6 separate regions of the Homo sapiens genome follow, and regions 2, 3, 4, 5 and 6 are each linked to region 1. The links are chromatin contacts, found by Hi-C or POLR2A ChIA-PET in ENCODE. All regions are on one chromosome and are shown on one strand. The core of a region is the stretch at or near the end of the contact, and the rest is flanking DNA. Distances in the headings are between cores, read along the strand shown.

Evidence for each region. Hi-C counts contacts between places; a loop is a spot of excess contacts on that map. ChIA-PET counts read pairs that join two places held with the same protein, here RNA polymerase II (POLR2A). Pooled maps may share reads with other maps.
Region 2: a map with no recorded cell type shows a loop between it and region 1 (6-fold over the local background). The contact joins two enhancer-like sites. A Hi-C loop is called at or near these places in 2 of 37 single-sample maps with no recorded cell type and 6 of 50 pooled maps.
Region 3: a pooled map shows a loop between it and region 1 (14-fold over the local background). The contact joins two enhancer-like sites. A Hi-C loop is called at or near these places in 2 of 37 single-sample maps with no recorded cell type and 6 of 50 pooled maps. POLR2A ChIA-PET finds 5 or more read pairs at or near these places in 1 of 52 experiments (activated B cell).
Region 4: a loop to region 1 is called in a map with no recorded cell type, with 16 times the contacts of the local background. The contact joins two enhancer-like sites. A Hi-C loop is called at or near these places in 2 of 37 single-sample maps with no recorded cell type and 6 of 50 pooled maps.
Region 5: a map with no recorded cell type shows a loop between it and region 1 (11-fold over the local background). The contact joins two enhancer-like sites. A Hi-C loop is called at or near these places in 3 of 37 single-sample maps with no recorded cell type and 9 of 50 pooled maps.
Region 6: a loop to region 1 is called in a map with no recorded cell type, with 21 times the contacts of the local background. The contact joins two enhancer-like sites. A Hi-C loop is called at or near these places in 8 of 37 single-sample maps with no recorded cell type and 4 of 50 pooled maps.

What each region holds. Positions count from the first base shown.
Region 1 is chr10:61,281,571-61,286,178 of GRCh38, forward strand. No RefSeq gene overlaps it. Among named protein-coding and RNA genes, the nearest start is that of TMEM26-AS1, 170 kb to the right of the region's middle. Within about 2 kb of position 2,826, at least 3 of the 41 ENCODE cell types and tissues checked have a DNase peak (open chromatin) inside an H3K27ac peak, as active enhancers do.
Region 2 is chr10:62,851,426-62,856,033 of GRCh38, forward strand. No RefSeq gene overlaps it. Among named protein-coding and RNA genes, the nearest start is that of EGR2, 37 kb to the left of the region's middle. Within about 2 kb of position 2,091, at least 4 of the 41 ENCODE cell types and tissues checked have a DNase peak (open chromatin) inside an H3K27ac peak, as active enhancers do.
Region 3 is chr10:59,871,961-59,876,568 of GRCh38, forward strand. All of the region lies in intron 1 of CCDC6 (coiled-coil domain containing 6), which reads right to left. Among named protein-coding and RNA genes, the nearest start is that of CCDC6, 32 kb to the right of the region's middle. RefSeq lists enhancers at 1,031-1,325, 4,226-4,275. Within about 2 kb of position 2,076, at least 10 of the 41 ENCODE cell types and tissues checked have a DNase peak (open chromatin) inside an H3K27ac peak, as active enhancers do.
Region 4 is chr10:62,635,466-62,640,073 of GRCh38, forward strand. All of the region lies in intron 1 of LOC105378327 (a long non-coding RNA gene), which reads right to left. Among named protein-coding and RNA genes, the nearest start is that of ADO, 170 kb to the right of the region's middle. RefSeq lists enhancers at 1,817-1,906, 2,197-2,436, 2,447-2,676. Within about 2 kb of position 2,051, at least 20 of the 41 ENCODE cell types and tissues checked have a DNase peak (open chromatin) inside an H3K27ac peak, as active enhancers do.
Region 5 is chr10:62,524,954-62,529,561 of GRCh38, forward strand. No RefSeq gene overlaps it. Among named protein-coding and RNA genes, the nearest start is that of ZNF365, 150 kb to the left of the region's middle. RefSeq lists an enhancer at 2,378-2,597. Within about 2 kb of position 2,503, at least 5 of the 41 ENCODE cell types and tissues checked have a DNase peak (open chromatin) inside an H3K27ac peak, as active enhancers do.
Region 6 is chr10:62,453,352-62,457,959 of GRCh38, forward strand. It overlaps a transcript of ZNF365 not described here. Among named protein-coding and RNA genes, the nearest start is that of ZNF365, 81 kb to the left of the region's middle. RefSeq lists an enhancer at 4,126-4,175. Within about 2 kb of position 1,865, at least 9 of the 41 ENCODE cell types and tissues checked have a DNase peak (open chromatin) inside an H3K27ac peak, as active enhancers do.

The DNA of each region.
Region 1 (4,608 bases), core at 1,576-4,075:
AAGGGGATTCAACCCTATTTGGGGGTCCAGGGAAGGCTTCCCTGAGGAAGAAATGGTTAAGCTGAGAATTGAGCAATAAGAAGAAGACAGATAAGGTAGGGTTCTTTGAAAATTGCATGATGAAAAATTATCTGGACATTTGCTAAAAAGTACATATTTCCAGGCTCCTTCTCTTGGAGAGTCTGATTAAGTAGATCAGGGGATGAGGTTCAGGAATCTGTATTTGTAACTTCCCCAAGTTGTTCTTGCAATCCAAGAAGTTTGGGAAAACCTGAAAGAGGCGATGAGCTGTTCCAGGTGAGAAACTATTCATCCTAAGGCATCACATCAAGGGTAGAGAGGACCTGAGAAAAAACATTTTGACTAGAGGGCAGAGTGCGATGTCAGGTAACGGACAGGAAGCGTTTGCTAAAATTTGTTGTAAGACCTTGGAACCTTGCACAGTAGCTGAGCAGATGCTTAAGTGACTACTGGGATGTAGTAAGGAGAGGACATTGACAACTGCTCTACGGAAGGAACTGAACCTGTTAATTCCTCAGAGTTACCCCCAAATAAATAGTTTGCTTTTATTTTCTTTTAACACTAAGGAGAAATGTAGGTAACTGCATAAGAAGTATTGTTTGTTGAGAAGTCTTAGGCAGACCCCATTTTCAAAAACGCTTCCTATAATGATGCATAAAATTGTGCAGGAAATTACTTTTAGGTTTACATTTTAACAAAATGTAAATAGTCATGGCAAGGAACTTTCCTTCAACCAAAAATCTGGTTGTCTTCTCTTGTGTTAAACATTGTGCTTGAACCTTCTCAGCTGTTTATGCAACTGGATTTCAGGAGAGAATATGTGCCAAGAACATGAACAATTAGCCTTACTTACCTTGTATTTCAGAGAAAGATGCACCATATCTTTAGGTTTATAATCTCCAGCAATGGTTTGCTGAAACTGGCTCATACTGGCTCTTGAGAGCCAATTGTTAGCATCTATTTGCAACTCCGTGTTCAGTGATTTCACATTCATAGCCTGAAATCAGCCATCGTGGCAGCATTTACACTATGAAAATCAGCAATTTATCCCTGTCATTGCCGAGAGCCTGTTGTTAACATTTACCAGCACACCATGACTGACAGGTATTCACATTTTTTAAATTGTGGCAATTTATGCATGAGAATATTCACTGATTTGTCTCCTACAAATAAATACTTTTTTCTCACTGCTCTCCTTTTTATTAAAAAGGAAAGTCTTTCTCAGAATCTTCAACAGGCTTCCATTACTTTTTCTTGGTCAGACCTCTGTCCCATGACCATGCAAGAAAGGCTGAGATAGTGAGTATCTAATCTGGCAAAGCTACCAAGTCAATTGGTAGCTTTGGTACCAATTGGTACATTTGGTTCAAGTGAATCCTGATTCAACTGTGAACTTGGACACAATAATAATCTTGAACAACACTCGAACTCTGTTAGTAAGGGAGAAAGGGACATCATCCTTGGTCAGGAAATGAACGATATTTCCCACTTTAGTAATACAAGAAAGGAATGAATGTGGTCTCTAACACCCAGAAGGCTGAACTGTAACAGAACTAAAATAAGTTCTCTCTATTTTTGCTTGTTTTAACAGCTGCTGGCATTTTATGCCCAGCCTCTTACAGCAGTGGTTCTCCAAGTGTGGTCCTCACATTGGTAACATCAGCATCATCTGGAAACTTGTTAGTAATGCAGATTCTTGGCCCCACCCCAGATCTCCTGAATCAGAAGCTGTGGCGGGAGGAAGTGATGGTGGAGGGGAACATGATAACAGATGTGGTCCAGTCATCTGTGTTTTAACAGGTGCTGCAGGTGATTCTGATGGACCCTCAAATTTGAGAACCTGCCTAAAGAGTGTCTAACTCTATCAGTGTGATAATGTGTAAAGTGAATTTCAGCGAATCAAAAGCACCTTGTTGGTACTAGGCACATAGTAGGCACCATCATTTATTCATTCATTCATTCATTTATTAAGCACTTGCTAGTGTTACCCTGTGTCACACAATCCATTCCCCACTAGCAGCCAGAATGATGTTTTAAAAATGTAATCAGATTGTGCAACTTGCTTGCTTAAAACCTTTCAGTGGCTTGTACAATAAGATGAATACAAACTCTAAGTCACTCCATGTTCTGGCCTGCCTGCCTCTCCAAATTCCTATTCATTGCCTCTTGGTTCCTTGACCAGGCTAAACTTCCTTCTATGAATGACTCTACCTTGTCATTTTAGTTCCACCTTAACACCTTTTCAGAGAAGATTTCTGCATACCTTATCAAAGGTGCCTCAGCTTGCCCCTATTTATCTTTATCACATTACCCACTGATTTTCTTCATAGCATATAAAACTATTGTATCTATTCATTTGCTTATTGTCTGATTCTTCCCCTAGAAAATAAACTCCATGCAGGTGTCCACTGCCTCTCAGTGTCTATGTGGGCCTTGTAATCCTAGAAGTCTCAATAAATATTTGTTGAATGAATTTCTGGGTACCGTCCTAGATGTTTCATAACTGAAATTTGAATTGCTAGAGGAAATTAACAGCAGGAGTCAGCGCTTTGGCAAAGGCACATCATGTCTCTTTCTTTCTTTCTTTCTTTTTGGTTGTAAATTATAATTTATTTCATTTGTAGAAACTTAAATTTACTTACAGGAAGCTCTTCAAAGGATGATGAAACTCACTTGTGAGATCGGTTGGCTTCCGATTAAGAGTAGGCATTATGTTTATTTATTGACGGGATTACTAGGAACTTCAAAAATAATACAAAAATGTTTTTTATCTTGTACCACATCAGATAAGCAAGTAACTGACTCAGAAAATTTATGATAGCCTTACCGTTGTTTTCCCACGGACTGTTCTGGAAATAGAAAGATGAAATCAGACTCCAGTGCCATCTAGTGGTCATGTTTAGTTCCTCAAGAAATAAAATCCAATGTAGTCTAGCACTGATTTTTCACTTTTTGGGAGATATTGGGCTTGTGTATGTGTCTTTCCAATTTCAGATATTACTTTAGAAATTTTAATAAATATTAGATTAATGCAACTGATGCAAGTTGGTCAAATTCTTGAAAATTTATGAGAAATGCTAATCCTTCATGGTGTTATGTTGTAGTAGAAATGGGTTTTATAAATAATAATTGTGATGATAACCCTTCATCAAGTTGTATAATCCTAAGGAACTGAACTATTTGACACCTCCCTTTGGTGATGGACATCAGTGGACACTCAGAGGCAAAGGAAGAATTCAGAATTTCTGATCTCCAATCCCATTTTCACTCTACTTTGTTGCATATGGTGATCTAAAGTTTGATTCCAGATGTCCCATCCTACTCATGTTTTCCATTCTTTCTACTGGCTTATAGTAAGATCTTTTACAAACAATAACCAGATCCTCAGTTTAAGAAGTAAAGTGTCCATTTTAAACAAAAATTAGAACCTCAAAAGTTCTTCATAAAATTATTTTCATCTCCTATGGTCATAACATAATTTATAGGGTCCACAGAAACTAACAGAAATAAATACTCTGGTTGCATCTAAAATGGATCATGCCCTGTGCTTATCTCTTTATGCACACTCAACAACGCTGCACAATCTAATGATTATTCCCTACATTAAAAAGATGAAGAGTAATACTCATAGAATCGGCATTTGTTGAGCCACTAATATATGCCAGGTATCATGCCAGGTATTTTTAATACATTATTTTATTTAATTCTACAAACTTTTCAGAAGTAGTTTTCATCTGTGCAGATGAAGAAACTGAAGCTCAAAGGAGTTGTTAGCCCAAAAACCCATATCTGGAGACTGCAATTGGAGCCCTTCTGGCTGGCTCCATATCTCTGCTCTTTCTAATCATTTTCCAGAAGTTTAAAAGGAATTTTGATTTTTAATTTTTAAAAAAAATTTTTCCCACCACATCATGCCCCATCAGAAGATCAGCAGTTTGAGGGCAGGAACCACATCTAATGCCTGGCATGTAATATCTCAATAAGTATTTGTTGAATGAATTGAAGGAGGCAGGCTTGAAAAGGTTCTAGTTCTCCAGCCAGTCATTTGGTTACCATTCATATTCGTTATTTATTGCTGCATGAGACTTAGTGGCTGAAAACAATAAATAATAAACATTTGCTATCTCAGACTTTCTGTGGTTCAGGAATCCAGAAGCAGGTTACCTGGATCTCTCATGAGGCTGAAGTCAATATTTTGGCCAAGGCTACAGTCATCAAGGCTCAGCTGGGGCGGGATCAACTTGCAAGATCACTCATATGGCTGTTGGCAGTCCCCAGAAGATCTGCATCCAAGCTCATTTGCGTGGCTATTGGCAGGCTTCCTCTCCCTACCACGTGGGCTTCTCCACAGGGCTGCTTCACACACATGGCAGCTGGCTTTCCCCAGGATGAAGTGATCCACAGGGAGTGAGAGAGAAGGCTCAAGATGAAAGCCACAGTCTTTTTATAACCTTATCTTAGCAAGTGGTATCTCATCGCCTCTACTGTATTCTCTTCATTAGAAGTTACCCGTGAAATCTCCCCCTACTCGTGGGGAGGAGATTATATAAGGGCATGAATACTAAGACATGAGAGTCCTTGGGCCAT
Region 2 (4,608 bases), core at 841-3,340, 1.6 Mb after region 1:
CCTTTCTTAAGAAGTCCTCACTAAGAGGTTGCTATTCCAGGCAGAGATACACAAACACCAGGTCTCTGACCTACAGAAGCTCCCCCTCTAGCAGATACAAATAACTCTATGACAGGGCAACAGATGCCAGGAAAGAGATGGGTGCAGAGTGCCTGGGAAGCACAGAGGACAAGAACATGAATTCTACCCAAGGAAGGCGCATCGACAAGTGCTTCCCATAGGAGGTGCTGTTTGAACTGTGTTTTAAAGTTAGGAGGCAGAGTTTGCCAGGCAGAAAAGAAATCAAAGCCACTTGATTTAAGTGGCTTATGCAGAAAGAAACCATTGAAATTGAGCTTTCTGTAGAGTGAGTCCATGGAGGATTGAAACAACTGGTCAACAAGGAAAGAAGTCAGCCAGAATGATTATTTGACCTTGGACAGATCAAAAAGGAAAATTGTTGGACTGACTTTTTTTTTTTTTTGCATATGTTGACAGATGGAGTCAAGTAGAATGGAAAAGTGATTTGGATAATGCAGTCAAACTCCAAATGATTCTTTTGGTCCTACCAACAGAACAATCAAGTTGTGAGATCTGTCTCCTGCCTTGTGTTTCCTATATGACATGTCTTCAGGAAGACAGTGGCCAGAGGATGGGCTCCAGGAACATGAGGTCTTCGGGTCTAGACACCAGTTGCTGAGTCCAGGAATGTTAGGGGTACCAGAACCTCATCACTTTCTCTATGAAACATATTCCAAGACCCAGGAGGAAGGGACCCTGAGTACATGAATTGTTTCTCCAAATAGGCAGAGAGCTCAAGAGAGAAGAGGTTGTCATTTAGTCTGATTATTTAGGGGATCATAGCAATTGAAAGGCAGAAATGACCTCAAATGCCATTCTAATCTGAGTTTTCATTTTACTCAGAGGAACCTGAGTCCCAGACACTTGCATGAGGTCCCATGAAGTCAGTGACAGAGATGAGACTAGAACAAAGTTATTTTCAGTTCTGAGGCACAGCTCTATTCAAGAAACTTCGCTTTACATTCTACCTCATGACTTTACTGCTATTCCTTTTTTTTTTTTTTTTTTTTTTTTGAGACAGAGTCTAGCTCTGTCACCCAGGCGCTGCAGTGCAGTGACACGATCTTGGCTCACTGCAACCTCCATCTCCTGGGTTCAAGTGCTTCTCCTGCCTCAGCCTCCTGAGTAGCTGGGATTACAGGTGTCCACCACTGTGCCCGGCAAATTTTTGTATTTTTAGTAGAGATGGGGTTTTGCCGTGTTGGCCAGGTTGGTCTCAAACTCCTGACCTCAGGTGATCCACCTGCCTTGGCCTCCCAAAATGCTGGGATTACAGGCGTGAGACACCGCACCCGGCCTGATATTCCATTTTCATGAGGAAAAGGAAGCAAGTGGGAATGAATTAAGATGAAACACCAGTATGTAGAGATGATATTCCAGTGAAGTCAGGATTTAAGGTGAAAACTCTGCCTGGTCAGGTTGATTCTTGGCAATATCTCAACTAGACACCATGCTGGAGACCAGCAGGGGCCCCCTCTCTGAGACAAATGCAACCAGCTTTCCTATCCAGTGTTGGGAAAATGCACTGCTTCTTTAGTTGAGCACAAAGTATTTGGCTTATACCTAGGGGCTGTGCTGGATAAAAAACACATATCTCATAAAATCACACCCAGGGTGGGTTGACTTCAGCTCTTGCAGGATTGAAAGCAGCAACCTCAGTTCCTCTGACCACACAGGAACCACAGTGCCCTCCTGCCCCTCTAGACAGTTCCACATTTTGCCTCAGTCAAATTTCACCTTTGCAAGATTTCCTGCAGAACCTCCCTAGAGTCAGTCTTTCCCCTCTCTGTGGCCTCATTACCCATAGTTTTAGATTCTGTTTCTAGTACTTCATCAAAGTATTTTAAAATATTTCCACATAATCAGAGCACTTAGAGTCATGTATATTTCCTTCTTTTTTGTCAAATATAGATCTTTATATTTTACAGCTTTATTGAGGTATAATTGACCAAAAAACTGTATAAATTTAAGCTGTGCATGTGACGTTTTGATGTACGTTGTGAAACAGTCACCACAATCAAGCTAATTAACACATCCGTCACTTCACATAGTCATCCTTGTGTGTGTTTGTGGAGAACACTTAAGATCGGTTCACTTAGCAAATTTCAAGTCTATAATACAGCGTTATTAACTATAGTCACCCTGCTGTACATTTGATCTTCAGAACTTTTCAGAGTCCTTTGTATTTCTAAAGCAGCCTTTGAATTTGGGAACGGAATAGAAACAGCATTGGACAGTAGTCAGAAGACTTGGATTCGAATGTGTATGGTTAGGGCCCAGATAAGAAACAGATGACATATTCAATGGAAACTAGTAAGTAAAAAGGGACTATGTAGCAAGGCATGAGCCAGGTTCAGCAGGCTGGAGTTAGCAACAACGGAAGCCTGGTCACTCCTGGGGTGAAAGGAACCACAGGATGGAGCTGCGGCTTTGGGTCGAAAAATGCAACCGCTACTGAATCACATCCCAGAAGGGAAGCTGTTGATGGAGTAAATACCCCAGCCTTGCCCTCTACTCATCCTCCAATCTCTTGCCTTTGCCTCCCACCCAGAAGGCTAGAGAACCTGATCCATGTAGTTTACAGAGCTGGCTGGCAAAGGGAGCCAGGCCAATAAAGATGATCCAGCACAGGCTGCAGCTGAATCACTTCAGACAAACCTCTCCACTCTCTGATCCTCAGGATTTGTATTAGTAAAAACAAGTGGGTTGATCATCAGGAAGTGTCTCTGCTGCCTTCCTGCCTAACGTCCAATGACGCTATGACTGTAGGTAAAATAATGCACACATATTGATTTTTTAGATTTCCAGGGGCAGATATTCTCAATAAACCAGGACATAACTGCTGCTGTTAAAATGCTTCTTGAAACAGAATATGTGGAAATAGAAAGTCATGTCTTTATAACATAATTCAATGCTTAATACATTTCTGAGAAAAACAAGCTAGTCATTATTCTTTACTTTAAAAAAAAGTTACTTTTTTCAGCCTTGTTTATGCAACATCCCAATGTATGTCTTGAAAAATTATTCAATTCTTTTTTTTTTTTTTTTTTTTTTTGATGGAGTCTCGCTCTGTCGCCAGGCTGGAGTGCAGTAGCACAATCTCGGCTCACTGCAAGCTCCACCTCCCGGGTTCAAGCAATTCTCCTGCCTCAGCCTCCTGAGTAGCTGGGACTACAGGGGCACACCACCACACCCAGTTAATTTTTGTAGTTTTAGTAGAGATTGGGTTTCACCATGTTGCCCAGGATGAGCTCAATCTCTTGACCACATGATCTGCCCACCTCAGCCTCCCATAGTGCTGGGATTACAGGCGTGAACCACCTTGCCTAGCCTATTCAATTCTTTTTTATGCCTAGGCCTTTGTTTAGACCCTTGGTCTCGAAATGACCTAGTCATCTTATCTAACCTATGTGGGGCTTCTTTTAATCATTTGTAATTTGAAAAAAGACAAAAGTCACCTGTCAAAGCATTCTTTGGTGCTGTGTGGGTCGGGAGGCACCCATTTCCAAATTCAGTAAGCAGGAACCCTCAAAGGTGGTGGAACTCTAAGAGGAATCTTAAGAAACCTTGGTGTCTCCCAACCAAGGGTCCCTCATTAGTAGCCTAGCTCTGGAAAGATGGGGACTGACCATCACAATTTTTCAGGTTTGTTTCTCTCTTACAACCAGTCTTCACAGAGCATGTTCTAGGCACCAGGAAATAGCAGTGAACAAGACAAGGTCACTGTTTCTAAAAGCAAAAGAATTATGATCTGGAATCATATAAATATGAAACATAAATATGTAAGTTATATTTATATAATGATAATTGTAAGCACAATGAAGAACATGAGACAAGTTAATGGGATACAATGATTGGGAGTCAGGGGGGAGAATGGGACCATTTGAGCCAGGATATAACAGGCTTGGGAAGAGGTTGACTTTTGATAGGAAACTTTAATTTCAAACACCTTATTCCATATTTTTGCATAGATATAAAATGCTCTAAAACTTCCAATATCTTGGAAGGTAGTGACTGAAAGGAGGAAATTAGTAATGTTCATTTTAAAGAATTAAGAAATCTAAGATGAAAAGCTACAAAAGAAGAAGGATCCCAGGCTGAAAAATTATTACAGTGACCTGCAATTGTCTGTGTAAAATGCCAGAAGGGTTTATTGTTGGGTCTGTGGGCACTTGGGGATGTGGGATGGGGGCAGGAAAGAAAGGGGCTAGACACATCTGAGTGAAGGAAAGACAGCGTTAAGATGTTGAGGAAGAAAGAGGAGCAGAAAGGGGTAAGCTGGGTTCTTCTGAGCATCAAGATGGATATTGGTCCAAGTGTTTAAGTCTGAAGCTAGGTGCATACTTCTAAGTGTGGAGTGATTTTCAGGCAAAGCTGATTCCTATGATATGCATTGATAATTATAGGGGCTATTTCTGCTCCTGCCAGTAGTTCAGAGATATTCAAAGGGTGCGTAAAATTATTTAAACTATTTTATTTTTGGGTCAAAATGATTGCAAAGCAGAGAAACGGTCGGGAAAAAATAAAACATTTACTGGGGTTTGCAAA
Region 3 (4,608 bases), core at 826-3,325, 1.4 Mb before region 1:
TTACAGGAAACTAGAAAATTCTCAAGTATAAAGAAAATAAGGAGCCAATTATTAAAAGCACTGCTAATGTTATCCATCCCTTGTAACCTCTGTGCTTACACATTTTACAAAATTGGTTCACATTACACGCACACTGTATCCTCACTCCACTTACTAGATTTTAACTATCTCTATGATTAAATGTTCCTCCAATAATTTTTGATGTTGTAAACAACCTATCTCACTGATGTGCCAAAACCATCTCTCTACTGCCTGACATTCCTTCCAGTTGTTTCCAATGCTTCTGCCCTTTGAAGAATCGTTACAATGAACATGCTTGAACAGTCTGAGGCTGTGCTAGCTGGATGTTTCTTCCAGCAGATTCCCCAACCTTGGGTATCAGTATTCAGTTAAGATACGGAGACTTAAGCAAACAGCTGCCTACATTTGCAGCTACAAAGCTGTGTCTGTTTCCTGTGCTGTTGCAGGTAAGAAAATGGTAGCCAATTTACATCCTGTTCCTTGTCTCCTTGCTCGTGCGAAGGTGTCCAGGGGTTGGGCTTCTGAACTGACTTTCTATGGAAGCCAATTCCTCCGAAGAAGTAAAAGACACACTGCTTTAACTATAAGGCTGGCTTTGTGAGTTGGAGGTTATTGATGTATGAACATTTTCTAGTTTTCAGTGAGTAAAGAGGGACGGAAGGTTTAACCTCTAGCAAGGGGTTAACTTTCAGCATCAAGTTTCTATTCTAGTTGGACACAAGGATTTCATGGTCAAACTACATCTCACCACCTTGATACCTGGGGCTGCATCCAGTCAAAGAGGATAACTTTCCAGATGGGGGGGTGGGGGAAGGTAACAACATTAGAAAGTGCATAAGCAGTAACTCTTCCCTGCTAGAACTTCTAAGAAATATTGCTAAGCTGTCATTAGGAATTAAGGTGAAAATCTAGCACAGGTCCTCGATCCTTTAAACACAATTCCAAAACCCAGAAGACTGAAAACCGAAAGCTACATTTGGCAAGCAACCAAACAACTGCGTTCACTTGGTGGCAAGCCTGATCTGAATTGACATGAGGCTCTTTGCAGCTTTATCATCAAACTTAGCATGCCTGTTCACATGTTTTGCTGAGGTGGTTTGATGTGTCTGCTGTTTCAATCCTCTGGCGGTGCTACAGTATACGTGGTAGGTGCTCAGTACCTTTCCATAGCTCCACTCCCTTTTATGGGATGGACTGTGTCCTTGAAAAAGATATGTTCAATTCCTAACCCCACATACTTGTGAATGTGACCTTATTTGGAAATAGGTTCTTTGCAGATGTAATCAAGCTAAGATGAGATCACTGGAGTGGGCCCCAATCCAATACGACTGCTGTCCTTATAAGAAGGGAAAATACAGACAGAAACATACAAGGAGAAGATGACCACATGACTTCAGAGGCAGGAACTGAAGTGCTGCAGCTGCAAGCCAAGGAACGCCTGGAGATACTAGAAACTAGAAGAATCACAGAAGGATCTTCCCCGGCCAGAGGTTTCCAAGGGAGAACAACCCTTACCAACACCTTGATTTTGGACTTCTGGCCCCTCCAGAACTGTGAGAAAATTAATTTCTATTGTTTTATGCCACTCAGTCTGTGAAACATTGTTACAACAGCCTTGGGAAACAAACAGACCCAACTCCCACCACCAAAAAAACCTAAATTCTAAAACATATCTGGCCTCATGGGATAAGAGACTGTGGAGCTATATTTTAATATTTAGTATTTTAATATGCCACTTTATTCTGAATATTTCAAAGTAAATGCAGGTTTTTCAATCTTGGTTTCTGACAATGGTATTTACCTAAATTTGTGATGATTTTGTAATAGACTGCTAATTTTTAAAAAAAAAGAAGGACAGAGAACACATATGTAGCTTTTAAAATTATCAAAACAGAATAGTTAAAACAATCCAAGTACATCTTAAATCTTCTATATGAGAATGAATGTTCCCCATTCCTATGATGTTGAGGCAGTAGCACATTTAGACACAATACAGCTGTCAAAATCCCAAATGCTGCAAAATCAACCATGGTCAGTGAAGATCTATGACATCTAATACTGAAAGAAAACGAAGTGAAAGAATGGTGAAGCATGTCCGAAGCGTAGACATTCATTTCCTTACACATTTACCTAGCAAACACACACACACACACACACACACACGCACACACCCCTACATAGATTCCATATGCCAGAAGGCACAGGGAATATAATAAAACTATAATGAGACAGGACCTTACACTCTAACAGGAATGTAACAAAGGCACAAATTGATCTTCTCCCAGTTCTAAAATGTTTTCTTTGGCACTAAACTTGCCTTTTGTTCTCCTATCCAACCAAGACTAGAGTTTCTGTAATTTTATCATTTTTATCAAACATATTAAAATTATCACATTGAAATCCTCCGTTTACAGAAAGGTGGTTCATGGATTAACCAAAGATATACAGAGATCAATATACAAAGATATTCACAGAAATGCCATCCATACCAATGCAAACAACCAATTCACTAACAATACTCCTATTCTGCCAGTGAAGGCAGAATGCTCCCTCCTGCAAACTTTGCCTCAAGCTGTCTACATTTGAATCCCCAGAACCTATGAAAATGTTACTTACATGCAAAGGGGAATTAAGGGAACAGATAGAATTAAGGTTGCCCATCAACTGACTTTAAAATAAGGAAATTATCTTGGGTTCTCTGAATGGGACCCGTATAATCACAGAGGTCCTTTAAAATGGAAAATGGAGGCAGAGAAGAGATCAGAGTGATGCCTAATGATGACTTGACTTGCCATTGCTGGGTTTGAGGATGAGGAAGGGGCCATGAGATGCAGGTAGCCTCTAGAAGTTGGAGAGGCAAGAAAATGGACTCTCCTCTGGGACTTCCAGAAAAACTGCAGCCCTGTCACACTCTGATTTTAGCCCAGTGAGACCCATATTGGACTTCTAACCTATACAACTATGAGATGATAAATCTATGTTACTTCAGGCCACTACATTTGTAATAATTTGTTACAGCAGCAACAGGAAACCAATATAGGCACTAATAAATGACGGTGTATCCTGACAATGAAATAATATGTTGCCATGATTAAGAACAAGTGAAAATTGTCATGATACGTGTTCAGTTGGGAAAAAACATGGTGGGAACCACAACATGACCCAAATTTTGCTTTAAAGGTTCACACCAACCCTCAGATATGTTAGAAATGACTAGAAGCACATAAACCAGAATAGAGGTGGTTGTGAGGGATGGCACTGATGACCTATTATCTATATAATGAACCTGTTTTCCAAATTTTGTCCAAAAAATAGTTATTTATCATCACTAAAATATATTTAAAGTCTGGTAGAGATCTGCTCATCTAGGGTGGCTGTTACAGGGTACTCAGTGACTGAACCAGGAAAGATTTGGGAGAGGTGAAGTCTTTCTGAACACCAGAGGAAAAAGAAGGTTTGAAGGACACAGAAGTTCAAAGGTTCTTGTCCAGGTGAGCTTCAAGGACAAAGACCTTTTTTATGTTTCTATCTGTGAATGCTGAGTCCTGCATACAGTTGGCACCTCAAGCACTAGCAGTTCATCTTAAAGTTGCTGATCTGTTGAAAACTACATCACAAGTCCAAGTTGTACCTCCTAAGGAACCAAAAACTGTTTAATTCTCTAGTTACAACATGGCAAAGTTTGAGTTAGTGGTCTGCGCCGATGCTATTCTTCCATCAACCCTAATATTTTTAGTGTGTGATTCTGGAGAATGCAAAGGTTTTCAGGAACACATGCATCACATTAAGACAGAGACCTCTGTATGCAATTTGATGTTTAAGACCTACAAAGCAAGTTAACTAGGTAAACTAACGAAGACAAAAGCTCTGCCCAGCCCAAGCCTGCCACATGACATTCTGAATGTGTTTCATGATATTATGCAAAGGAAATTGCTATTTGGACATTAACCTGAGACTATATACTCCTATCAAAATACTAAATTCTGCAATCCCAAAAAAAATAACGGTTGTTAAAAAAATCTTAATAAATTCGCAATGCCAAGCACATGGCCAACAAGCCTACACACATACACGAGTGCATGCACAGATGTCTTTTTTTTTTTTTTTTTTCAGATCGAGTCTCGTTCTATCATCCAGGCTCACTGCAACCTCTGCCTCCCAGGTTCAAGTGATTCTCCTGCCTCAGCTTCCCTAGTAGCTGGTATTAAAGGCATGCACTACCATGCCCGGCTAGTTTTTGTATTTTTAGTAGAGACGGGGTTTCTCCATGTTGGCCAGGCTAGTCTCGAACTCCTGACCTCAGGCGATCCACCCGCCTTGGCCTCCCACAGTGCTGGGATCACAGGTGTGAGCCACCGCACCCAGCCTCACATATCATTTTTTTAAAAATCACTGATGCATTACATGCCCAGCTGCCTCACTAAATAGATTATTTGCCGTCACCATTCTGTCACCGTAAAAGTTTCTAACATTTTTGAAAAGGCTCCCTTACCCAGAAAGGATACCAGGCCCAGGTGTGACTTTTTTTTCCCTTAACTAGGCAAGGTCCACCAAACTTTTAAGATAAAGATAGCTGCCGTGTTATAT
Region 4 (4,608 bases), core at 801-3,300, 1.4 Mb after region 1:
ATCAGTGATTACAGCTTTGTGATTATACAATTAGAAGAGGCTAGGTTGAGGATACGCTGTTCAAAACAATAACGTGGCTGCCTCACATAGCGTGGTGGACACCTGGCACCACCACCTCCCAGGACACATGCTCACCACCCTGGGTCTCTGTGCTTGTTTCCCCTGACATGGCCAAGACTCTACCCCCATTTCCATTTTGACAGCTTTCTTGTCTAAGTTCTTCTTTAAAGGTTTATTAGGGTATCATGACATTGTTGATTGCTGTTTAGCATTGATTATTAGTATTAGCCCTGCTTATTGAAAAACTTTGAGAGAGTCTTATATTTCTAAGATTTCATCTAGACCTCAAATGCCCTTACGGTGTAAGCCCAGCTACAGCAGAGGTAGAATCTGAGCAGGGAGGGGAGAGTGGCTGCAAAATCTTGGAGGAAAATGAAAGGACAGAATACAATAAAAGAATACTCAAGACTGTAATGCCAAAGCCCTCAGCCCAGGGCCTGCAACACAGTGAGAAGTTCTCAGTAGTCAAAATCCACCTTTCTTGTCCTATGACACTACCCTGCCTTGTTTGGTTGTGAAATAACTTTCAGACAAAATCAGTAGTTCTAAATATTTTGGTGAAGCTCTTTCCTCCTTCTCCTGGGCAAGCCTTCCGCGTGCATTGCCTCCACTCACTCACCTCCCATTTCCACCTATGCTAATTTCACCTCCACACCCAGGGCCACACTGTGGCTTCACTGCATCAAGATCACCAAGTGCTCTATCCAGTGCATGCTTTTAGTCTTCGTCTCACTGGCCTCCCTGAAGCGTGTGACACTGTGGACCAGTCTTATCCTCTTGAAACCCTCTCTCCTGCCTTCCTTGACACAAATTTCTCCTCTTCTCCTTGGCAGTTGCCCTTTCTGGCTCTTCCATCTTTGCCCACAACTTTGAGTTGACGAATTGAGGGACTGTCCTTGACCTTCTGCCCTTCCCACAGGACAGGGCCTCCCCTGCCATGCTTTCAACAGCCACCTGCTCACCAATGGCTCTCATGTTTTTCTCCTCATCCCTGACCTATCTTTTGTGCGTCAAACCCACATAAGCAACTGCACATTGGGCCTCTCCACTTCGGTGTCCCACAAGCATCTCAAATTCAACATGCACAACACAGAATTAGTTGTCTTACACCCCTTTCGTTCCATGTCTTCTATAGTCACTCAAACCAGAATCCTGGGTGGCATCTTACATGTCTCGTTTTCCTTTAACTCTCAACCCTCTCCCTCTACTACCCAATCACCAAATCTTGGTAATTCTCTCCTTCTCTAATCCTTCCACTCTTCCACTCCCTTATTTGCAAACTTCACATCTTTCTTGAATTATTTTAACAGCCTCCCAACTACTTTTCTTGCCTTCTGTCTCAACCAGGCTTATTCTCCCCACAGATACTCAAGCGACCTTTTTAAAATGAAAGTCTAATAAGCCTCTGCCTTACTTAAAGTCTAGCCAGTAGCTTCCCATTGCCTATGTGGTAGAATAAAAACCCCATTGTAGGGCCTGCAGGGGGCTCTGTGATCTGCCTCCTATATTTCATCTCTGCTCTTCCCCCTTCCTTCTCTCCAACTTATACTCTGGCCATCAGAGTTCTAGAAGTTCCCCCAGAGCATCATGCTTTTCAATGTATTTGCAAAGGCAAAAAAAAAAAAATACACTTGCGTTTCATTCCCACCTAGACAGCGCCTACTTCTTCATGAAGGCCTAGTCCAAGCATTCTCTCTTTAGTCTTCTATAACTTTCCCCATCCCCCCAACTCCTCTCCCCTCCTTAGAGAACTGCCCACTTTCTCCGATCTGCCACAGTGTATATATCTTCGGAAGGCATCTACCACACTTATTTACATGTCTGTCTCTCTGCTAGACTGAAAACTCCTTCAGGGTGGGGATGATCTCTTAATAGTCTTTACTCTCACCCCTGTGCACAGATCCTGCCATAAAACAGTTAGAGAACATAGCACCCCACTCTCCATCAAATCAACCAGAACTGAAAGCTCAGGAAGCTGCGTTTGACGGCTTCACTTTTAGTTTCAGTTGCTCAGTCTGGGCAGCTCAGAGCAGCTTCCTGAGCCTCCACCAGTTCAGAAAGCATCCAATCTGCAGTGAAGTGTGCACTGTCATTTGTTGAGCAGGAGCTCACAGTGATCCTGCTGATAGGGAGGCCTTTGCCGCCTTTCGCCCAAACCCCATGCCCTCTGGACTATGCATCTTAAAGGTCATGGTCATGGGCGGTCCTTATCAATCAAAGCATCAGGCGGAGAAAAAAACCCCATTCTGGGATATGGTGAGACATGTCGGTTTCAAAACATTGCAGATTGTTAAATGAGTAATGTTAATGTGATCTCAGAATAGTAAATACAACCCCACAAGGAAAAGATATTAGCTGCATTATCTGGAAGGAAAACAAGAAAGGAAAGCAACATTTGGCTGCAAAAACTATGAAAGAGATGTCTGTATGGTGATTCAAGTTCTACTAGGGCAGGTAAATTGCATTTTTCTGATTGTCTGCCCACTCTCCTCCCCCCACCCCATGTGGGGACATGCACTCCCTCATTAAATCTCTTCTCTGGGGTAGGGTATGGGACTTGGGGGAAGTGAAGGGAAGCGGGGAGCATACACATAGAGGAAGAAAACAAAGGCCTTCATTTTCTAAAAATATCACTCACTATGATTGAGAAAGAGTTTCTCAAGAAATGCGAATGTCCTGCACAGGAAGTAACACTTCATCACACGGCTAATAATCAGCCACGTGCTTGTCAGGGTTAGGTTTTTCCCTTCTGTGGTGAAAAGGTGGCTCCAGGCAAGCCTGGATATCTTTCCCGCCAGCCTGATAGTTATTTAAACACATTCAGCTCTTATCTTCCAAAATGTGTGAGTGTGCTACTCCCATTACATCAAATTCATGTGGAAGACTCTCAGTGGCGGGGGATGGGGGAGTCTGCAATTTTAAAGGGTTTATGTGGGGCCAGACTACCGTTCCCCCACCCCAAATTGTCTTTTCCACACTGAAGCAGCTTGCAGGGGCCTGAATATTTATCCAGTTAAACAAAATGTACTTTCCTTCCACCCTCTAGCTCAGCAGATTTTGCCCCTTCTCTCTCTGAGGCCTGGTTCTTCCCCAGAATCCAGCATCATTAAGGTCCCTTATCCTTAAAGAAAAGAGTTAGGTCAGCGAATTCACTCCAAGATATTGGCAACTCACTATGTCCGCTAATTACATTTAAAGGAGAGAGAAGTACTTTACCCAAAGTAATGACTCTCTGATGGTGAAGTTTCTGGTCTTACCACGGGAGCCGGTGAGACTTTCCAGTGCCTCTCAAGTCTTACTACATTGGTGACCATCGATGATGTCTGACCCTCATGCCAGGGTCATAGCTCATTCCCTGATAAGGGTCTGGTTGCTTTCATCAGGATTATCAAGTTGCTTTTATGCAGTGCATTTTTTGTACAGCTTTTTTTCAGAAGCACTTGGTAGATAAATTAAATCCCAAGGGTCCTTGCCCCTTGCCCAAAGATCCTTAGCATACGCCTCTCCATCCAGAACTCCTTTGACAGAGAGGATCCAGGTTGAGGAGGGGTGAGGAGGTTTCCACCATGTGAGCTCTTAGGTGTGCCAGTCTTGAAGACTTAAATCATATGGTAATCCTACAACAGATACATGAAGCTCCTCATTCATTAATTTATTCGAGTATCACTTATTAAGCTTCCACTCTGTGCCAGCCATTGCTCCAGAGAGTCACCAAAGAACCAGACTGACAAAGTTTCTGCTCTGATGGAGCTGAAAGCTGGAAATTGGTTTAAACTATTTCTGTCTGTCTCCAGAAAGCAGAACTGGGACAAATGGGTAGGAGCCCCAGGGAAGCAGATTTCTGCTCTATACAATATATTATTACAACCAAATATGGAATGGTAATGAGCTCCCTGTCACTGGAGGGATCTGAGAAGAAGCTGCATGATGACTTCATGCATGGAGCTGGGCTGGATCTATTGTCTTTAACCATTTCTTCTAGCAGCAGGAATCTTTTCTTAAACAAAACCTTACCGGAAGTCCCAATACATAAAACAGAGTGCTGAAGTGATATGTACAGATCTGGCGTCACCCCCAACCTACTCACAGCCCCCCATCACCCCCTGCAACATATTCCTCTGTTCACCAAACCTTGGATATCCACAAACAACTGGATGCGATGATCATGAAGCTCCCAGCCTCCCCCACTGTCATGGGCATCTGTGAGTCTAAGTAGGATGGTGGATGATTTCTCACCACCATCTTCCCCTCTCTCTCTCTCTCTCTCTCCATTTCCACCTTTTCCTAGGAGAGAGTCTGATGAAGCCAGTAAAAAGGGTCAAAGGCTCTGGGAGCATAGTGGGACAATGAATGCTGTCTGAGAATGTCAATATGACCAAAGACATTGTTCCACTTGGGTGGACCTGAAAATCATAATGGGGCTCCAAAAAGAGCCCATTGCCTGGGATCCTGAACCGTAAGTTAAAGTTAAAGGTCGGGTCTGGCACGGTGGCTCACGCCTGTAATCCTAGCACTTTGGGAGGCCGAGGCAGGTGGATCTTGAGGTCA
Region 5 (4,608 bases), core at 1,253-3,752, 1.2 Mb after region 1:
TACAGGTGCATGCCACCATACCAGCTAATTTTTGTATTTTTGCAGAGACAGGGTTTCACCATGTTGGCCAGGCTGGTCTTGAACTCCTGACCTCAGGTGATCCTCCTGCCTCAGCCTCCCAACGTGCTAGGATTACAGGCATGAGCCACTGTGTCCAGCTCCTTTTTGTCTTTTTTAACTGCTGTTGCTTTACAGTTTGTTTTGTCTGACAAAAGAATAGCTACCCCTGCTTGTTTTTGGTGCCCATTTGCATGGAATATCTTGTTCTACCCCTTTACCTTAAGTTTATGTGAGTCCTTGTGTGTTATTTGAGTCTCTTGAAGACAGCAGATACTTAGTTGGTGTATTCTTATCCATTCTGCCATTCTGTATCTTTTAAGTAGAGCATTTAGGCCATTTACATTCAATGTTAATATTGAGATGTGAGATACTATTCTATCCATTGTGCTATTTGTTGCCTCAATACCTTGTTTTCTAAAATTTATTTATTATGTTTTTGCTTTATAGGTGCTGTGAGATTTATGCTTTAAGGAGGTTATATTTTGGTGTAGTTTGAGGATTTGTTTCAAGATTTAGAGCTCCTTTTAGCAGTTCTTGTAGTGCAGGCTTTATAGTGGTGAATTCTCTTAGTATTTGTTTGTCTAAAAAAAAACCTGTATCTTTTCTTCATTTATGAAGCTTAGTTTCACTGGTTACAAAATTCTTAGCTGATAATTGTTTTGTTTAAGGAGGCTAGAGATAGGGCCCCAATCCCTTCTAGCTTGTAGGGTTTCTGCTGAGAAATCTGCTGTTAATCTCATATGTTTTCCTTTATAGGTTACCTGGTGTTTTTGCCTCACAGCTCTTAAGATTTATTTCCTTCATCTTGACTTCAGATAACCTGATGACTATGTGCCTAGGCAATGATCTTTTTGTGATAAATTTCCCAGGTGTTTTTTTGAGCTTCTTGTATTTGGATGTCTAGGTCTCTGGCAAGGCTAGGAAAGTTTGCCTTGATTTTTCCCTCAAATATGTTTTCCAAACTTGTTAGATTTCTTCTTTCTAAGGAACACAAATTATTTTTAGGTTTAGTTACATAGTCCCAAACTTCTTGGAGGCTTTGTTCATTTTTTAAAAAATTCTATTTTCTTTGTCTTTGTTGGATTGGGTTAATTTGAAAACCTGTTTTTGAGCTCTGAAGTTCTTTCTTCTGCTTGTTCGATTCTGTTGCTGAGACTTCCCAGTGTATTTTGCATTTCTCTAAGTATGTCCTTCATTTCCAAAAATTGTGATTGTTTTCTATTTATGCTATTTCACCGAAGATTTTTCCCTTCTGTATTAGTCCATTTTCATACTGCTACGAAGAAATACCCAAGACTTGGTAATTTATAAAGAAAAAGAGGTTTTATGGACTCACAGTTCCACATGGCTGGGGAGGCCTCACAATCATGGCAGAAGGCAAAGGAAGAGCAAAGGCACATCTTACATGGCTGCAAGAAAGCATGTGCAGGGGAATTGCCCTTAATAAGACCATCAGATCTCATGAGACTTATTCACTATCATGAGAACAGCATGGGAAAAACTCTGCTCCCATGATTCAATTACCTCCCACTGTGTCCCTCCCATGACACATAGGGATTATGGGAGCTACAATTCAAGATGAGATTTGGGTGGGGACACAGCCAAACCATATCACCTTCATTTCCTGTATCATTGTTTTGGTTTCATTAAGTTGGACTTCATCTTTCTCTGGTGTCTCCTTAATTTGCTTAATAATCGACCTTCTGAATTTTTTTTCTGGCAATTCAGAGACTTCTTCTTGGTTTGGATCCATTGCTGGTGAGCTAGTGTGATCTTTTGGAGGTGTTAAAGAAACATGTTTTGTCATTTTACCAAAACTGTTTTTCTGATTCCTTCTCATTTGGACAGACTATGTCAGAGGGAAGATCTGGGACTCAAGAGCTGCTGTTCAGATTCTTTGTCCCAAGGGGTGCTCCCTTGATGTAGTGCTCTCCCCTTCCCCTAAGGATGTGGCTTCCTGAGAGCCAAACTGCAGTTATTTCTCTTCTGGATGTAGCCACTCAGTGGAGCTACTGGGTTCTGGGCTGGTACTGGGGAGTGTCTGACCAAAGTCCTGTGATGTGAACCATTTTCATGTCTACCATCTTCAGGTGTCTCAGTCTTGGATACCAGCACCTGTTTTGGTGGAGTTGGCAGGGGAGTGAAATGGATTCTGTGAGGGTCCTTAGTTGTAGTTTTGTCTATTGCACTAGTTTTGTATTTGTTGGCCTCCAGCCAGGAGGTGGCACTTTCAGGGGAGCATCAGTTGCCATAGTATAGGGAGGATCAAGGCAGTGGGTGGAGCCCTAGAGCTCCGAAGAGATTATGTCCTTTGTCTTTGGCTACAAGGGTGGGTAGAGAAAGACCATCAGGTCGGGGCAGGGTTAGGCCTGTCTGAGCTCAGGCTCTCCTTGGGTGGGGCTTGCTGCAGCTGCTGTGGGGTATGGGGATGTGGTTCTCAGGCCAGTGAAGTTATGTTCCCAGGGGGATTGTAGCTGCCTCTGATGTGTCATGCAGGTCACCAGGGAAGTCGGGGAAAGCTGGCAGTTACAGGCTTCACCTAGCTCCCATGCAGCCCAAGAGGCTGGTCTCACTCCCACCATGCCCCCACCAACAGCACTGAGTTTATTTCCAGGCAGCCAGTGAGCAGGGCTGAGAACTTGCCACAGGCTACTAGCCTTTTAGCTGAGAAAGCAAGCAGGGCTTTCAGGTCTTGTGCCTCCCTGCCTGCTGCGGCTTCTGTGCTGTGTATCCACTCCCGATTCACCTCCTCCCCCAGTTTCTATCGAGGAAATTTGTGTTCAGTTGAAATTGTTACAAAGTTCAGCTGGAAGTTTCTTTCTCCCTGTGGTCTTTTCCCAGTTCCTCTGGCAGCCCTTCCCAAGGATCTCTGTGAGACTAAGTCAGAAATGGCTTCCCTGGGGACCGAGAGAGCCCACAGGGCTCTTCCCACTACTTCTACCCTTGTATTTTGCTTAGCTCTCTAAATTTGTCTCAACTCTAGGTAAGATCAAATCCTTCTCCCATTATCTGGACCTTCAGTTTCCCCCGTGAAGGTGTGTGTTCAAGGGCAGACAATCCCCCTTTCACACTTTGGGCACTCACATTTTTTCAACCATCTTCTGGGGCCTGCAGGAGCAATCTGCTTCCTTCAAAGGGTCTGTGGATTCTCTAGGCTTTCCGGGTATGTTCCTGCAGTAGTTCTTGGAGTAAAAGTTTACAATGTGCATCTCCACAAGCTGCTCTGTCCATCTGAGTGGGAGCTGGAAGTTAGTCCTGCCTTCTATCCACCATTTTCCTGCTGTTCAAATAAATGCCTTTTCTTTATAAATTACCCGGTTTCAGGTATTTTGTTATAAGCAACAGAAAACAGACTAAGACAGACAGCTTTAACCATTACCAAGTTCTTCCTGCCATTAAGCTAAACTGATTCCTTGTAATGTCTTTCCTTTAGTTCTATTTGTGTCTGCTTGCTTATAATACATTTAGTGTTTCTTCTATTAAACAGTCCTTTAGCTATTTGAAGACAACTATGCTGTTTCCAGCCCTACTCTAGCCTCACTCCTAAACTTTCTCTTCTCTCGAATATTCAAAACCAGTTCCTCATACTGAACTTTAACAAAGATCAAGGTTCTGTTTGAGGCAGAAAAAAAAAAAAAAAGAACTGAAACAGTGACTCTTTTTTGTTTGACCACATCCTCTTGTTTATCTTGAAAATCAAGGTGGATAGACTATGAATGTGAGATGAAAAAAGCCAAAGAGGCTCTCTGTGTTACTATGATGACTACTCTGATCTGAGCCACTATTACTTCTTTCCTAGACTACTGCAATGTATTTCTAACTAATTACTAATTGCTATCTCTGACCTGTGTCCCTATCGTGAAGGTAAGAGTACTGACACACAGAGTCTCAATAGGTAATTTACTCAAGATAATGTCACATGTAAAAGAATTGACTCCAAGACTGTTTTCATCTATAGCCTGTAACAGAACTAATGATGGCCAATGAAATTATCACTTGGGTCTTGAATTTAATCTAGATGAGATGAAAATAGTGGCACTTTTGAAAATAATTTTAAAAGCATACTTAAGAGTTCTGGTTCCAAGGAAGATGGAGTAAGCACACTCCACCCCATCTCTCCTACTGAAGGCAGTTATAAATTCTGGACTGAATGCAAGGACCAGCTACTATGTGAAGTCTCTGAAAAATAAATGGTAGCATCCAGGTTGAGGAATAAGACTTGAATTCAAAGTCTGGTCAAATCATTTGTGAATTTACCGTGTTTTCCCTCCAGTATTACCTAGCCTAGACATGAAGGCAGCCTGCTATGGTTTGGATATTTGACCCCTCCAAACCTTATGTTGAAATTTGATTTCCAGTGTTGGAAGTAGGGCCTGATAGGAGGCATTTGAGTCATGGGGGCAGATCCCTCATGAATAGATTAATGTCTTCCCTGTGTAGACGGGTGAGTGACTTCTCAGTCTAATAATTTTCAGGAGAGCTGGTGGTTTAAAAGAGCCTGACATCCCTACCTCTTGCTTCTGCTCTCGCCATGTGATCTTTGCACAC
Region 6 (4,608 bases), core at 615-3,114, 1.2 Mb after region 1:
TTAGTTCCCACTTATAAGACAGAACAGGCTGTATTTGTCTTTCTGTTTCTGAGTTGTTTCACTTAAAATAATGGCCTCCAGTTCCATTCAAGCTGCAAAAGAGTGATGTCATTCTTTTTAATTGCTGCATAGTATTCCATTGTATATATGTACCACATTTTCCTTATCCAATCATCTGTTGATGGATGGACACTTAGATTAATTCCGTATCTTTGCTATTGTGAATAGTGCTTCAATAAATATGTGGGTGTAGGTACTTTTTTTAATATGTTGATTTCTTTTCCTTTGGGTAGATACCCAGCAGTGGGATTGCTGGATCAAATGGTAGTTCTATTTTTAGTTCTTTGAGAAACTGTACTCTTTGACAAAGAAATTCTACTTCTATAGATTTTTTTCTCCAAGGAAATAAATATGAAAGTATGTAGCCATAAAGATGTTCATTTCAAGATTGTTGAAAATAGTGAAAACTTGGAAACAATTTAAATGTCTAATATTTGGGATATGATTTAAGTAAGTTGTAATACATCTTTACCATAGAACACCATTGTAGCCTCACACCCCATTTAAATGATGCTGTGAAGGTTAAAAGAGTACGGATTCTAAAACTTGATTTCTTGGGTTTGCAGCCTGATTGTGAACTTACTACCTGTTAGATATTGGTAAAGTTTCTTAAATTGCCAGTGCCTCAGTTTCTTTTTTCATTTTTTCCTTTTTAAACGTATACCTTGCTGTTCATGTACAACTCAGTGTCTCAGCTTCTTCATGAAGATAATGATGTAGCATTACACCTTCCTCATAGGGAACTTACCAGGTACTTATCAAATATTAGCTATTGGTAGATAAGCAGTTACCAAGCAGGAAAGTCATGTATTACTTCTTATTAAATACAAATCATTGGTTAACAAAAGTCTGTACAATATGACAATGTATTGTATTTTAAAAGATCCTTTTAGAAGGTCTAGACCAGTAATTCCCAAACTGTGTGCCAAGGAATCCTGGGGCACTATGGTGAATTCACAGCAACACCCATCCCAATATATTCTAAAATTTCTAGGGAAACACAGTGACACCTTTGGACACTGGGAACTACATACTACCATTAAGGTGTTTGGACTAAACTACATAATAAACATAATTTATTTTGGTCTAAAATGCTAGACAAATTTACGGAAACACTGAGAGTGCCATGAACCAAGAAAGCTTGAGAACCTCTAATCTAGCTTGTGGACATATACCAAGGTGTTGATGTTACTGAGAGGTGGTATTACATGTGCTTCATGTTTTTTTTTCTTTGCTTCTGATTTATCTAGACTTTCTAATTTTCTGCAGTGAACATTTACTATCTTAATTAAAACAATTTCTTCCTGAATCCGTGCAACAACCATTTATTAAGCACTATTTGGTGTCAATTTCTGGGCTGGACACAGGAAGGCAAAGATGCCACACCCTCAAGGAGCGCATACTTGAGGGTGAGTCTGGAATGTAAACAAATAATTGCTGTTCAGTAGAACAGGCTCTGAGACAGTGGTGCTGATTGGAGTGGGAGCTCTGAGCTCTGCTTTTGGAGATTAGTGCAAAGTTAGGCACATCTTGTGGGATAAATGGGACTTCCAACTGGAAATGGAGAAGGGGTAGAAGAATGTTCCTCCTTGTGGTTTGTGGGTGGAGACTTGGATACATTTGGTGGGGGGTTAAAAGACTGGAAAGGCAGGCAAGGTTAGAATAAGAAGGCTTTGGTGGGGCATGCCTTGGACTGGGCAGTTAACTTGTAAAGGACAGAAAAACGCTGACAGGTTTTAAGCAGGGGAGTGTTATAAATGTTGTGCTGTGGAAGGATCACTCTGGCAGCACTGTGGAGACAGCACAGGGAGGCTGGGAGAGAGCTGGACAGGGAAGGGGACCAGCCAGGAGGATTTTGTAATAGCCCAGGAAAGAGGTCATGAAGCCCCAGTTGGCTAACAACAGATTATGTAATGGGCCCCTGTGGACTAAATCAGCAAAAGCAAATGATCCAGATGTAGAACACTGTTCATCTCAAAATATGTTGGTATCTTTAAAAGTAAAAACTTTTTTTTCTGGTGATAAAGATAATACATGTTCAATACAGAAATTTGGAAACTATAGAAATGTACAAAGAAGAAAATGAAAGCATCTATAATCCCATGAACTGGAGCTGAGATATATGTATATGTACATATACTGTATATGAGAGATAAAAATTAAATATTATATTTATATTTAAATACTGATTTATAAATCTCATATATACATAGTTTATTTAAACTATGTGCATATGGTAAAATAAAATTAACTTAGAGAAGGATAGAAAATAAAAAGTAAATATTGAATGTTTACCACATGCTGGGCACAAAATATAAGAACTTACATATATTTGGTTATTTAATTCTCACAGCAACCTTGTGAGAAAGGTCTGCATGTATTCTGCCATTTTACTGATAAGTGAATTGAAGTACAGAAAGATCAATGTGACTTACCCAAGGTTCAGTAACTTGTAAGTATCAGAGCTGGGATTTGAAAGGAAACTAAGCTGTTTTTCCTCCAGGGCCTGTACCATGAAATCGTGATGGGGCAATTTTGAATGATGTATTTAAACTTCTGTTGTTTGATTCATTGACTTTACACAGTGACTCCTGACACTCCACTACAGCGTTGTCCAACTAAACTTGCTGCGGTGATGGTGATGGACAGATTCAATATCTGTTCAATCTAGTACAGTAGCCACTAGCCACATGTAGCTAGCTGTTGAGCACTACAAATGCTGCTACTGTGAACAAGAGGCTGCATTTTAAATTTTAATTAATTTAAATTTAAATGACCAACTGCTGCTAGTGGCCACCCATGGGACACCACAGATCTCCATAAGATAAAAAAAAAAATGAACACCTCATCCCTTGGTCATATTCTCTGTCCCAGTAAAACCAACTTTATTTCTTATTTCAGTCCTTTCCCATGATCATCTCCATAAAACATGCCTATATTTATATTTCTTGATTTACTGAATTGAACATTATGTTGTCCATGCCGTGTAAGATGAGAAATTATTTTGTGTACGCCACTCCCCCACCCCTCTCTTCTCATTTTTATGAATTTATTTCTATCATTGGTTACCTGTATACTTTGGTATTAGTTAAGATTCTTCTGATTGCAAGTTGGATAGAAAAAGCCAAATCCATCTGATTTCAGCAATACAAAAGGAATTTACTGGCTCATATAAACAAGATCAGAGGCAGAACTGGCATTAGACCAGGCTAAATTGAGAGCTCAATGTGAGCGGGACTCGATTTCAGCTCAGCTGTCCTCAGTCTGCACACTTCATCTTCAAGTTCTATGTGGTGACCACAGCTGTAGCTCTGGTTTCATATCCTCTTAGATTCTAGACTAGCAGGAAAGTAAGCATCTGTCTTTCTTGTAATGCTATTTAGCTGTGACCACAATGATGCTCAGTTAAAACACACACACGTGCGCACACATGCACACACACACACACAAACTCAGTGATTACAACAATAAGCATTTACTTAACATGTGTATGTGTGGGTTGGCTGAGGTCAGATGATCTAGATTGGGCTTGTTGGGGGTTCTGCTGATCTTAGTAGGAGCTGCTCACACTTCTGAGCTCAGCTGGGGGTCAGCTAATTTAGGCTGGGCTTGTATGGACAGCTCTGCTGATCTTTCTTACGCTTCTGGGCTAGTGTAGCTCAGCCCTGTTCCATATGTCTCTTATCTTCTTTCCTGAGACCGGTGACCCATCCCAAGCATATTCTCATGGTGATGACAGAGGCACAAGAGTGCAAGACCAGCTGCACAAACATGTGTACCCTATGCTGTGTCATGTCTGCTAACATCTCATTAGCCAAAGAAAGTCACATGACTGTACCCCAAATCAACCGAATGGAGACGTACTCTCCTCCCATGAAAGTGAGAAGGAGGCAGAGAATATTTCTGCACAATAATTTTCTATACCACTTAAGCAGATGGGGTTGGCTTGCTCATTTCAAAACAAGTGATGTGGCCAAGGGCATAGGTTGTACACTTTGGCCTAGACCTAGGTCCCATATTCCATCATGGGTGTAGAATTACATTCACATTTGCCAAAGCATGTGAGCTAAGAGTGGAGAAGGAAGGCTTACTTCAAATGAAGGTTAGGGTTCTGCTAGCTACATATAGGGGAAATGGATGTGAGATGGCAAACCACAGTGACAATTATAACTTTAAACAATAGACTTACAGTTTTATTTCTTGAGTCTTTGGTGTTAGATAGTATCCTTTGACACCACATGTATAACAGTTCTCTTTCATGCCCCATTTCCACTCTGTCAACTCAATCATTCATGCTATTTGTTTATATTTATGAATGAAGGGCTAGGTAATTAACAACGGTGGCTAGGTGTCAGGTGCAGCTCCCTGCCACTGAGTAGGTGTGTCTCCTCAGTAAGCATATCTGAGGTTGGTGGCTGGCTGTGTACATGGGTGGGATGTGTCAACCACAAGCTTCCCTTTAGGATGCAAGTACAGAGAATCATGCAAATGACTTTCTTTTCACCTCAAAACACCAAAAACAGAGGGCTTCACTGTGGAATGCCAAAT